Linked DNA regions of Homo sapiens: regions 2 and 3 are each linked to region 1. A link is a contact called in ENCODE Hi-C or POLR2A ChIA-PET data. All regions are on one chromosome and are shown on one strand. Each heading gives the region's core, a stretch centred on a gene start or an enhancer-like site at or near the end of the contact. The rest is flanking DNA. Distances are from core to core; before and after follow the strand shown.

Region 1 (3,176 bases), core at 418-2,917:
AACTCACGAGTAACCACCCCAACGGCTGTGTGTGTGAAGGTTTCACCAGGAAGCAACATTCTCACGGGGCCTTTCTGAAGGACAAGAGTGTACGGGGTGGAGAAAAGGGGTGGAGGAATGCCGGGCAGGGCACGGCCGACAGGGACCAGGTATGGGAAGCTATTGGAGCCAGAGCTTGGGAGAGGGACCAGAATGTCGAATGTTTAGAGATTACAAAGTGAAAAATGGGCTGGAGTTCCCACACAAGCCGGGATTAGAGCGTTTGTGGACTCTAACCTGGGAATATAAGGCGCTCCAAGAGGGACAGGGCCACACCTCTGGTTCAAATTGCTAAACCTTCAGATACACAATAAATCTGTATTTACAGCAAGCGGCAATTTATGTATTTCAACATGCACACATTATCTGTAATTATTTCAGGTAAAAATGGTTTCCTCCTCTTTTGAAAATACTTCTTTTTACTACTAATTATCAATATTATAGGCGTGTTCTCAATATTAAAGACTAAAGGAAAAAAGTTATAGCTGGCAACTGCTTCCTCTAAAGATCCTACACAGCAAAGTTCAGACCTGTATGGCCATCCTCAACTACACTTTATATCAAACTGGTTTAAATCGAAAAAGGTCCACATCACAAAGAACCACAATCAATCAAATTAATTCACCTGCCCTCTATTCTAAGGAAAACTCCCCCCACTCCAGGTAAATTTCATTTGGCAAATTCTTAAAAATTAACTTCAAAGAACACATGTTCACCTCCCCAGTATTCCGAAAGTTCCACCACTTAATAAATCGTTAAGTTACTGTTCCAGACCCGGGTCCAATAAACCCAAATAGACTGAATTTCTCAGCACCCAACTTGTTTCTATCTTAATCCAGCAAGTTGCATCGAGTTGTCATTGTTCCTCCTTCCAAGGCGGAGGTGACAACGGTGCACATCATCCGCGAATACGTGGAAGGACAGACACACACCAGGGGACGCAGGGAGAGCGGATAAAGCACAAAGGGGACGCAGCGGCCGCGGGGTCGCCGGGCCACGGCCAGGGGCGCCGTCGGGGAGGAGGGTGGGCTGCAGGACGAGCTCGGGAGGGCTCCGAAATGCGCTCGGGCCAAAACAAAAACAAAAAGTTCAGCGCGGCAGTGGGAGCAGATTGGGCGAGACGGTTCACGGCTGCCCATTGGAGAAAAGGGAAAACAGAGTCCCCCAATCGCGAGCGGCGGGGCTGCTCCCCTCGTGCGGCCGCGGGCCCGGCCCCGACGCTGCCCGGCGGCCGCTACCGCTCCCTTCCGGCCGCGGCCACCACTGCAGGCCCCGCGCCGGCCCCGCACCGGCCCGGCCGCAGCCCCGCCCCCCGCGCCCGGCCGCTTGCGCCCGGCCCCGGCCCCACCCGCCCTGGCCCCGGAGCCCTGCGACCGGCCTGGGCCCGCGGTCCCCCACGTCCCTGCCCGCCCCGTCACCGAGGCCGCCCCCCGCACACCCTCGCCGGCGCCCGCCCCTCCCCCGACTCACCGCCTGCGCCGCCCCGCTCCTCCTCGGGGCGCGTCCCAGGCCCCGCTGCCCGGCCGCTGCGATGCGGGGCCGCGCCGCCGGGCCCCGCGTCCCAGTCCCCCCCAGAAAATTAATCACCAAAAATAATTCCAGAGAAAAATGGAGAGTAAAATCCAAGATGGCGGCGCGGGCCGCAGCACCGCTCGCTCCCTCCGCTGACGGGAAAAATGAGTCCCCGCAGCGTCCGAGCCCCCCGCCCCCAACCGGCCGCCGCCGCCGCCGTCGCGCCCCCCGCGCCCCCGGCCTCGGCTCGCTGCGCCCCCGGCGCCCGCCCCCGCGCCCCGCCACCCGGGGCCTCACCTCGCCTCGCGCACGGCCGCCCGTACGAAAACCGTCCGCCGGCTTCAGGACTCCGCGTCCCAGGTCCGTGCGCCGCGCGGTGCCGCCTCCGGTTCCCGGGCGTCCTCACCTCATCGCCCCGCTGCCCTGCCGCCCGCACCGCCGCCGCGTCGCCGCCCCCGGTGAGCCGCCTGGACCCCGCCCGGGCACGGTGGAAGGATACGAAAAGAAGGCCGCGGCCTCGACGGCGGAGGGACACCGTGCGGCGCAGCTGCCACAGTGTGCGCGCGCCTCCCGCCAGGCCCAGCCGCCGCGGCGCTTCCACGGGGCTCTGTGCGGGACGCGGGCACGCGCGGGGAGCGAGTTCTGTGCCGGGCGCTCCCGACGGCGGAGGGACAAAGGGCGATTCAGAGCGAGCCGTCGCCTCCCCTCGTGGCGGAGGGATTCGCGGCCGGCCGGTAGGCGGCTGGGATCCCTCCGCCCTCGCTGCCCTTTAAATCGCGGCTGAGGCGGCGTCGCCCGCGCCCCGCGGGCGCCACGTTAGGGTCCCCTGCGGCCCTTACGCGACCGCATTCCGGTCCCGGTCCCCGCGGGACCGCGGCAGCTGTCCCGGGCCCTGGGTCTTTGCACACCTGCCCCTACCAGGGACGGCTCTAGAGCCAGCCTCTCGGACTGCAGCCCTGGGGAAGGGGACCCCCCCCCCTCCCGCCGCGCGTCCCAGTTGCTCCGAGGGAGGTGGCCCCGGGCAGACGAGCGTTTTTGTTGTGGGAATGGGGGTCACTGGCAGCAGATGCACCCTAAGACCGTGTGGGCAGGCTGAGCGTTCCTGCGCGGAGCATGCGAGGGAGGAGGAGAGCGGGCGCGCCTTGGCCTGGCCCCCCGCGGGCCCCGCCGCCCCCAGCACCCACTATGTGCCCCGCGCCGTGCTCCGCTCCACTCCGGGTGTGCCCTGCGCGCTGGCCGTGCGATCCCTCCTCGGGGATCCCGGGCTGGCGGGGAGATCCTGAGGGACCGGGCCGCCTGCGAGCCGGGGAGCTGCGAAGCTTGCCTGGGCATCGATCTTGTAGTCCAGACAACAGAACGATGAGCGCGCTCCCGGCCCCTGCGGGGCTGCCCAGGGTCTCCGCGCATCCTCCCTCTCACGCGTCAGGACGACCCCCGGAGGTGGGGGCCATGTGGGTGCCACTTTACACCTAGGGAAACTGAGGCACAGGGAGTTCCGTGACCTCTATGACAACTAGTCAGGGCTTGAGCCAGAGCCCTCTTTCAGCATTCGGGTGAAAAATGCAGAATAAATCAGGAAGCGGGTGCGGAGGACCTCCAAGAAGTTGAGGTTGGCATAGGCGTGC
Region 2 (3,176 bases), core at 209-2,708, 190 kb after region 1:
CGACTGTCCAGAGTCAGCCTGCAGGACGGCAGCAGCCCTGCCCCTCAGAGCACAGCTAGGGTGGGCTGCTTTGGGATCTCCCGTCATTCCCTCCCAGCTGGCAGCCGGCGGCCGGCCCATTCCTTGGTGTGCTGGTCAGGGGGGCGTGCGCCTGCTCTGCTCACCCTGGGAATGGGACAGAAGCTGGCAGCTCGGAGAGGACAGGGCTGGACCCTTGGGTGGCCTCTGGCTGGACCATCTCATTGTCCTCAGACACAGCCTCTCGGGTCTAGTTTCATTTCCTGAAAAACAAGTGCACAGAACTAGAGCAGGAGTCGAGAGCTACGGCCCCCGGGCCAGATCCAGCCCTGCCACCTGTTTTCACACCATGCTCAAGCTGAGTGGGTTTTACATTTTTTAATTACTTGAAAAAAAAAAAGCCAAAGGAGGTTTCATGACCCATGAAAATTATATGGAATTCAAAAAAAAAAAATTATATGGAATTCAAATTTCAGTGTCCATAAATAATTTCTTGAGACAGGGTCTCGCTCTGTCACCCAGGCTGGAGTGCAGTGCTATGGCATGGCTCGCTGTACCCTTGACCTCCCAGGCTCAAGCGATCCTCCTGTCTCAGCCTCCTGAGTAGCGGGGACTACGGGTGTGTGCCACCAAGCCCGGCTAATTTTTTTTTAATTTTAGTAAAGACAGGGTCTTTCTATGTTGCCCAGGCTTTTCTGGAACTCCATCTTGGCCTCCCAAAGTGCTGGGATTACAGGCTCGAGCCACGGAGCCCAGCCTGTTTTTGTTTTTTCACTGATAAAGTTTTGCCGGGTGTGGTAGTGTGTGCCTCTAGCGATTTGGGAGGCTGAGGTGGGAGGATCGCTTAAGCCCAGGAGTTTGAGGCTGGGCTCAAGTGATCAGGAGGTGAACTATGATCATGTCATTGCATTCCAGCCTGGGTGACAGAGCAAGAACCTATCTCTTAAAAATATATATTTAAAAAGTATTGGGTGTGGTGGCTCACGCCTGTGGTCCCAGCTACTTAGGCATCTGAGGTGGGAGGATGGCTTGAGCCCAGGAGTTTGAGGTTGCAGCGAGCCAAGATCGTGTCACTACACTCTAGCCTGGGTGACAGAGCCCAGACCCTGCCTCTTTAAAAAAAAAAACCAAAAAACATGTATTGGAACACAGCCATGCCTGTTCAGTCACGTGCTCTCCATGCTGCTTTCTGCTCCAGAGACCCTTATGGCCTGAAAGCTGAAAATATTTTCTATCCTTTACAAAAAAGTTTGCTGACCTCTGTCCTGGAAAATTCATCTCCCAAGTTCTCTTCCGGCACTGGCGTTCCTGGGTGTCCTAAATTTGGCCCCTGTTATTTCTGAACTCTGTTTTGGCTCTGTTCCCTCCCAGGAGCCAGGACAGGCACGTTCTCTGCATCTTGTCCCCTGACGCCCAGAGGCTTGGCTCGGCTCAGGCATTCTTGGAAATATCTGGCTCCAGGAAAGGCAGAGGCCTCCTGAGTCGGCCCAGAGGGAACCTGCCCCAGGTCTGGGGGAGGCCTGACCCAGCAGAGTGGCTTTTGCCGATGGGTTGGGCCGGTCAAGATGTGCTGAAAGTTGTCCTCAGAAGGCCACTTTGGGATTCCTTCCTCCAGTATTAGAGCAACTGAGAGCTGCTCATTGCAAGCCTGATGTTTTCCCAGTTGGCCGGGTCCACCGGGTGCCCTGGGATTCTGCGATCTGGGTGGAAAGTAGGGGGCTTGGGGGAGTGTCCTGGGTTCTGGAATCCAGGTGGCAAGTGGTGAGGTTCAGGGAGTGGCTTCTGAGCCACCATAGGGGTCTCTGTGGGAGGCTCTGCCCATCCAGGAGATTCCGCAGGCCCTGCCGGCCCAGAGCCAGCGTCTTGCGCTTGCCGAGGCTACAGCCAGCCCCAGCCGGGTGGAACAGCCCGTCGCCTCCTCTCACTTTGTTTTGGGGCCACCTGGGAGTGTGGAGCAAGGGTAGAGAGGGAGGAAGTGGCTGCCGGCCGCTGCCCAGCACCCTTGTTTGCCTTGGGCCCTCTGTGGGCTCCTTTTTATTGCTCTTCAATGAAGCCAGGGAAATGGACTTCCTTGCCTCACTTCAGTTCAACATGTCTGGAAGTTTGGTATTAAAATTAAGAAAGTGTGGAAATAGAGCAAGAAGAGAAAAATCTCTCCAAGAGATAATAGTGACCTCTGAGCTGGGCGCGGTGGCTCACGCCTGTAAATCCCAGTACTTTGGGAGGCTGAGGCGGGCAGATCACCTGAGGTCGGGAGTTTGTGACCGGCCTGACCAAGATGGAGAAACCCCGTCTCTACTAAAAATAAATAAATAAATAAATAAATACAAAATTAGCCAGGCATGGTGGCGCCTGCCTATAATCCCAGCTAAGGCAGGAGAATCGCTTGAACCTGGGAGGCAAAGGTTGCAGTGAGCCAAGATCACGCCATTGCACTCTAGTCTGGGCAACAAGAGTGAAACTCCGTCTCAAAAAAAATAAATAAATAAAAAATAAAAATAATGACCTCTGGCCAGGTGTGGCAGCTCATACCCGTAATCCCAGCACTTTGGAAGGAAGGCCGAGATGGGCAGATTGCTTTAGCACAGGAGTTTGAGACCAGCCTGGCCAACATGGTGGAACCCCATCTCTACAAAAATAGAATAAAATTTAAGAGGTAATAGTGACCTTTTGGTAGATCGAAACCTGGATTGCTTTCTTTTTCTAAATGCTGATTCTTTTCTTTGTGGTGTTTGTGTTCTGTGCCGATGTCCCTCCCCCAGCCCTGTTATTGTGAGTGGAAGAAGGGGAAAGGGTTCGCCCGCTACTGTGAGCCCCTCCTCTCACGCTGGGTGTCCTTGGAGAAGCCTGCACTTCTTCATTGTACGCCAGGGCTGGGTCCCTCCCTGGAGTGGTTCTGTGCTGCTGGGATGGGGCCAACCCCTCAGATGTTTTCTGAGTGTCACACACAGGTGTGTGCATTCATGGCCTTTGCGTGTCTTCCTGTTGTGGAGGCAAAAATGTGAAGAACCCTAGATGATTTTGGGACCAGGGCTCCATCACCTGCTGTTCATTGCACACCGGAGCATCCAGGCATGGGTGGAGAGCTCAGACTTCCAGGCACGGTCGCAGGGGCTGGTCTAACCATGTTCCCGCCCGCCTGCTCATCAGAACCGCCT
Region 3 (3,176 bases), core at 249-2,748, 160 kb after region 1:
CATCTCTGTTCTTGGGGTGTCAAAGCAAGGCTGGGTGTGGACATTTGTCGAAGGAGTGGGGAATGGACACAGCCCCCAACAAGCAGATCGTGCAGTCGTGCCTGTCAGGTGCCTTGCCCTAACAGTGGAAGGATCATTTGAGGTCAGGGGTTCAAGACCAGCCTGGCCAACATGGTGAAACCCTGTCTCTACTAAAAATACAAAAATTAGCCGGGCGGTAGTCGTGCGCCTGTAATCCCAGCTATTTGGGAGACTGAGGCAAGAGAACATGTTGCCCTGGGAGCTTTTGTTAAGGGTCCCTGTGTGGCTCCCTCACGTATCAGAGTTCCAGGAACGGGTGTGGGCCCTGATAAAATCCCAGACTCATGGCTCAGTGAAGTCGCACAGCTGGACAAGCTTGGAGACCCCCAAATAACTTGCCCAGGCTACCCTGGCTTGCAAAGGGCCACTGCTCATCCAGGGGTGACGGAGCCGTGCTGGGTGCCTGGCATCCAGTGGGTGCCCAGTGTCCAGCTGCCATGTCCACTGTCCATGCCCTTATCACCTTCATGTTGTCACCATGACCGGCGCCTTAGGTGCTGTGGCTGGTGCCAGGCCCGTGAGAGCTGGGGCAGGTTCACTCAGGGTCCAGGTTTGCCTGCATCGTCCCAGAATCCTCCCATACCTGGGGGAGTGGGCTGTCAGTGGGAGCCAGTAAAGGGGCGTTGATTTCTTTCCCAACCAGAAGAGGCAGGGGCTATAGACTTAGGTGGAGCCCCTGGCTCTTTGCTGGCTCCCAGGGTTCTAACAGCTGGGCCTTCTGAGCCCTGGGGACTGGCTGCTCGTGGCTGAGCCCTTCAAGGGCATTGCGCTCCTTCTGCAAATGTAATTCCCAGTCTCCATGTCCAGGCCCAGAGCAGCCCTGGGGAGTCCTCAGGGCTCATTTTCCTGCAAGCGGGGGAGAGGGGGGGACAGGCCCTGTGGTGATTAGAGGAGGCTGCCTGCGCTCACAGGGGGTGGTTAGGCTACCCAGAGGAGGAGGCCCCTGCAGGCTGGCAGGGGGCCTGGTGGCTCTGGCCCCAGCCCTGGGCTCTGTGGCATGGAGCTGACACCACAGACACCTGTGGGGTTGGACCGCTGGACTAGCAGCGAGCCCTGCCCTTCCAGTTGGATAGCTTTTCCATTCCAGAGCCGTCAGGGCCGCAGGGCTGAGCACGCAGCTCCACGCTCCCTAGAGACTCAGCCGTCAGGGGTCACCTTTCTCTAGTCTTGTGGGAACTGTTTTTGCCCTCAGCCGTGAGAGGCACTTTTACACATAACTCAGTTGGAGCATGACTGGCACGCAGGAGAAAAACATTTTGTGTCATTTATAGGCCCTGCTTGGGCGAGACTCTGGGCCGGGAACGTCCACATGCAGCCAGTGTGGGGACTGTTTTACTCTGAGCCTGAATCTTTCTGCTTTGGTTCCAGATGCCGTGTGTAGGGTGTTCTGTCAAAGGGAGGAAAAAGCTCCTCAATGAGACAGAAAGATGCAACTGGGAGTCTGGTTTTGCATGAGGACGTGAGCGTTTCAGTTCACTTTTTTTTGTAAGCATGGTTCCCCAGTCTGACCTCAGAGCTGCCTGGAGATGGGCCCCACCCGCTTCCCGTTAATTAACAGGCTGGTGCTCGGTGTGGATGCTGGCTCCTCCGTCTCCCTGCCCTGGGCCCTTTTGAAGCTGAAGTGTTCCAGGGGCAGCTGGTGTGGAAATAGAGTTTTCTAGAGGTTTTAGAGTTGAGAAGAAACCTAAACTCTTCTTAGAAGCATTTCAAGGGTTTGTCACCAGGATGGCTCTCTGCAAATTTGAGGTGGTTCTAGAAGATCTTCCCATATTTCTTAATCCAGAGGGAGATGGGGATGGGCGAGAAACGGCTTTGTCCTTAAGGAAGTCATGTTCTGGTTGGAGGACAGGCACGGCCTAGCATTGAAGCTGGTGAGTCAGAGCCGGACCTGTGAGCGGGGCCAGAATGGGGCGCGGGCTTCAGACTTCACAAAGCAGACCACGCGGCAGCCTGGGGCTTTAGTATCCAAATGTCCTGCCCTCCAGGTTTCATTCCTTGCCGTAAAATATCACGTTAAAGGAAAATGTTTTGTTAAAAGACCACAGTCCTGTCACCTGAGCACAGTCGCTGTTCTCGGTTCCTCTGTGGCTTTCCAGGCTGCAGGTGCCCATTGGTATTGCGGCCGTGCGCCCGGCGGGCATGAATTAGCTGTGCCGCCTGGCTGCTGACGGGACGCCTCGCCTCGACTGAAAACTACCTGGAGCTGCTCACCCAGGGGCAACGTGAAGAAAACGTGAAATTCTGTCGCTTGTTGCAGCTGACAGCACGGCTGTGAGGTCCCAGTGGGCAGAGGCCTCGTGCAGGGCACCTCACCAGCCGGGATGTCAGAGCTGGCCAGAAGGAGCGGTGCCCATGGAGGGCTGCCAGTGCCCAGAGAGCCTTCCGAGGTGTCACGTTGGGCAGTGAAATTCAGAGTCGGGCAGAGGAGGCCCTGGGGTCACACAGGGATCTCCTCCAGGCTATGGGTTGGTGAGGTCCAGTGTCCGGGGGTGAAGGATAGAGGCTCTGTGGTGAGGGCTCTGGAGCTGGCCCTGGGCTAGCGGAAACGCAGGTAACGAAGGAGGCTGTGCTGGTGGGACTTGTGCCTGTTCCCGAGGGAGGCATTGTGAGTGATGTTTAGGCCAAGAGGATTCAGGATGGAAGACATGGCTTGGTTTGTAGTTGGGAGCCGGCCAAGGAGTGGTGTTGAGAAAGTGCAGTGTCAGGCAGACCCGGGACCGTGGCGGTGAGGAGGTGCAGTGTCAGGCAGACCCGGGACCGTGGTGATGAGGAAATGCAGTGTCAGGCAGACCCGGGACTGTGGTGATGAGGAAATGCAGTGTCAGGCAGACCCGGGACTGTGGTGGTGGTGAGGAGGTGCAGTGTCAGGCAGACCCGGGACCGTGGTGGTGTTGAGGAGGTGCAGTGTCAGGCAGACCCGGGACCGTGGCGGCGAGGAGGTGCAGCGTCAGGCGGACCCGGGACCGTGGCGGCGAGGAGGTGCAGTGTCAGGCAGACCGGGGACTTGGAGCACCTAGTTCCACTTGCGGGCTGACCTTCTATTTTTTGTCATCGTGTTGGGAGCTTAGGAAAGTGACTTAACCTCTCTGTGCTTC

The links. Hi-C counts contacts between places; a loop is a spot of excess contacts on that map. ChIA-PET counts read pairs that join two places held with the same protein, here RNA polymerase II (POLR2A). Pooled maps may share reads with other maps.
Region 2: a map of heart left ventricle shows a loop between it and region 1 (2.1-fold over the local background). The contact joins the enhancer-like site here to the promoter of KMT5B in region 1. A Hi-C loop is called at or near these places in 15 of 168 maps with a recorded cell type or tissue (B cell, Caco-2, IMR-90 and 12 more), 18 of 37 single-sample maps with no recorded cell type and 25 of 50 pooled maps. POLR2A ChIA-PET finds 5 or more read pairs at or near these places in 2 of 52 experiments (H1 and HepG2).
Region 3: a loop to region 1 is called in a map of posterior cingulate gyrus, with 2.4 times the contacts of the local background. The contact joins the enhancer-like site here to the promoter of KMT5B in region 1. A Hi-C loop is called at or near these places in 16 of 168 maps with a recorded cell type or tissue (B cell, Caco-2, IMR-90 and 13 more), 21 of 37 single-sample maps with no recorded cell type and 28 of 50 pooled maps. POLR2A ChIA-PET finds 5 or more read pairs at or near these places in 2 of 52 experiments (HepG2 and IMR-90).

Annotation. Positions count from the first base shown.
Region 1 is chr11:68,211,629-68,214,804 of GRCh38, forward strand. KMT5B (lysine methyltransferase 5B) reads right to left here and starts at 1,668. Exons shown (of 11, transcript NM_017635.5): 1 at 1,510-1,668. RefSeq lists silencers at 905-1,374, 1,960-2,399, 2,510-2,649 and an enhancer at 2,346-3,048.
Region 2 is chr11:68,398,241-68,401,416 of GRCh38, forward strand. All of the region lies in intron 7 of LRP5 (LDL receptor related protein 5), which reads left to right. Among named protein-coding and RNA genes, the nearest start is that of PPP6R3, 61 kb to the right of the region's middle. Within about 2 kb of position 1,459, at least 17 of the 41 ENCODE cell types and tissues checked have a DNase peak (open chromatin) inside an H3K27ac peak, as active enhancers do; they include ascending aorta, heart left ventricle, heart right ventricle and 1 more, where a contact is called at or near this core.
Region 3 is chr11:68,369,418-68,372,593 of GRCh38, forward strand. The region is part of intron 5 of LRP5 (LDL receptor related protein 5); the gene reads left to right. Among named protein-coding and RNA genes, the nearest start is that of LRP5, 58 kb to the left of the region's middle. RefSeq lists an enhancer at 1,818-1,867. Within about 2 kb of position 1,499, at least 17 of the 41 ENCODE cell types and tissues checked have a DNase peak (open chromatin) inside an H3K27ac peak, as active enhancers do; they include B cell, OCI-LY7, ascending aorta and 3 more, where a contact is called at or near this core.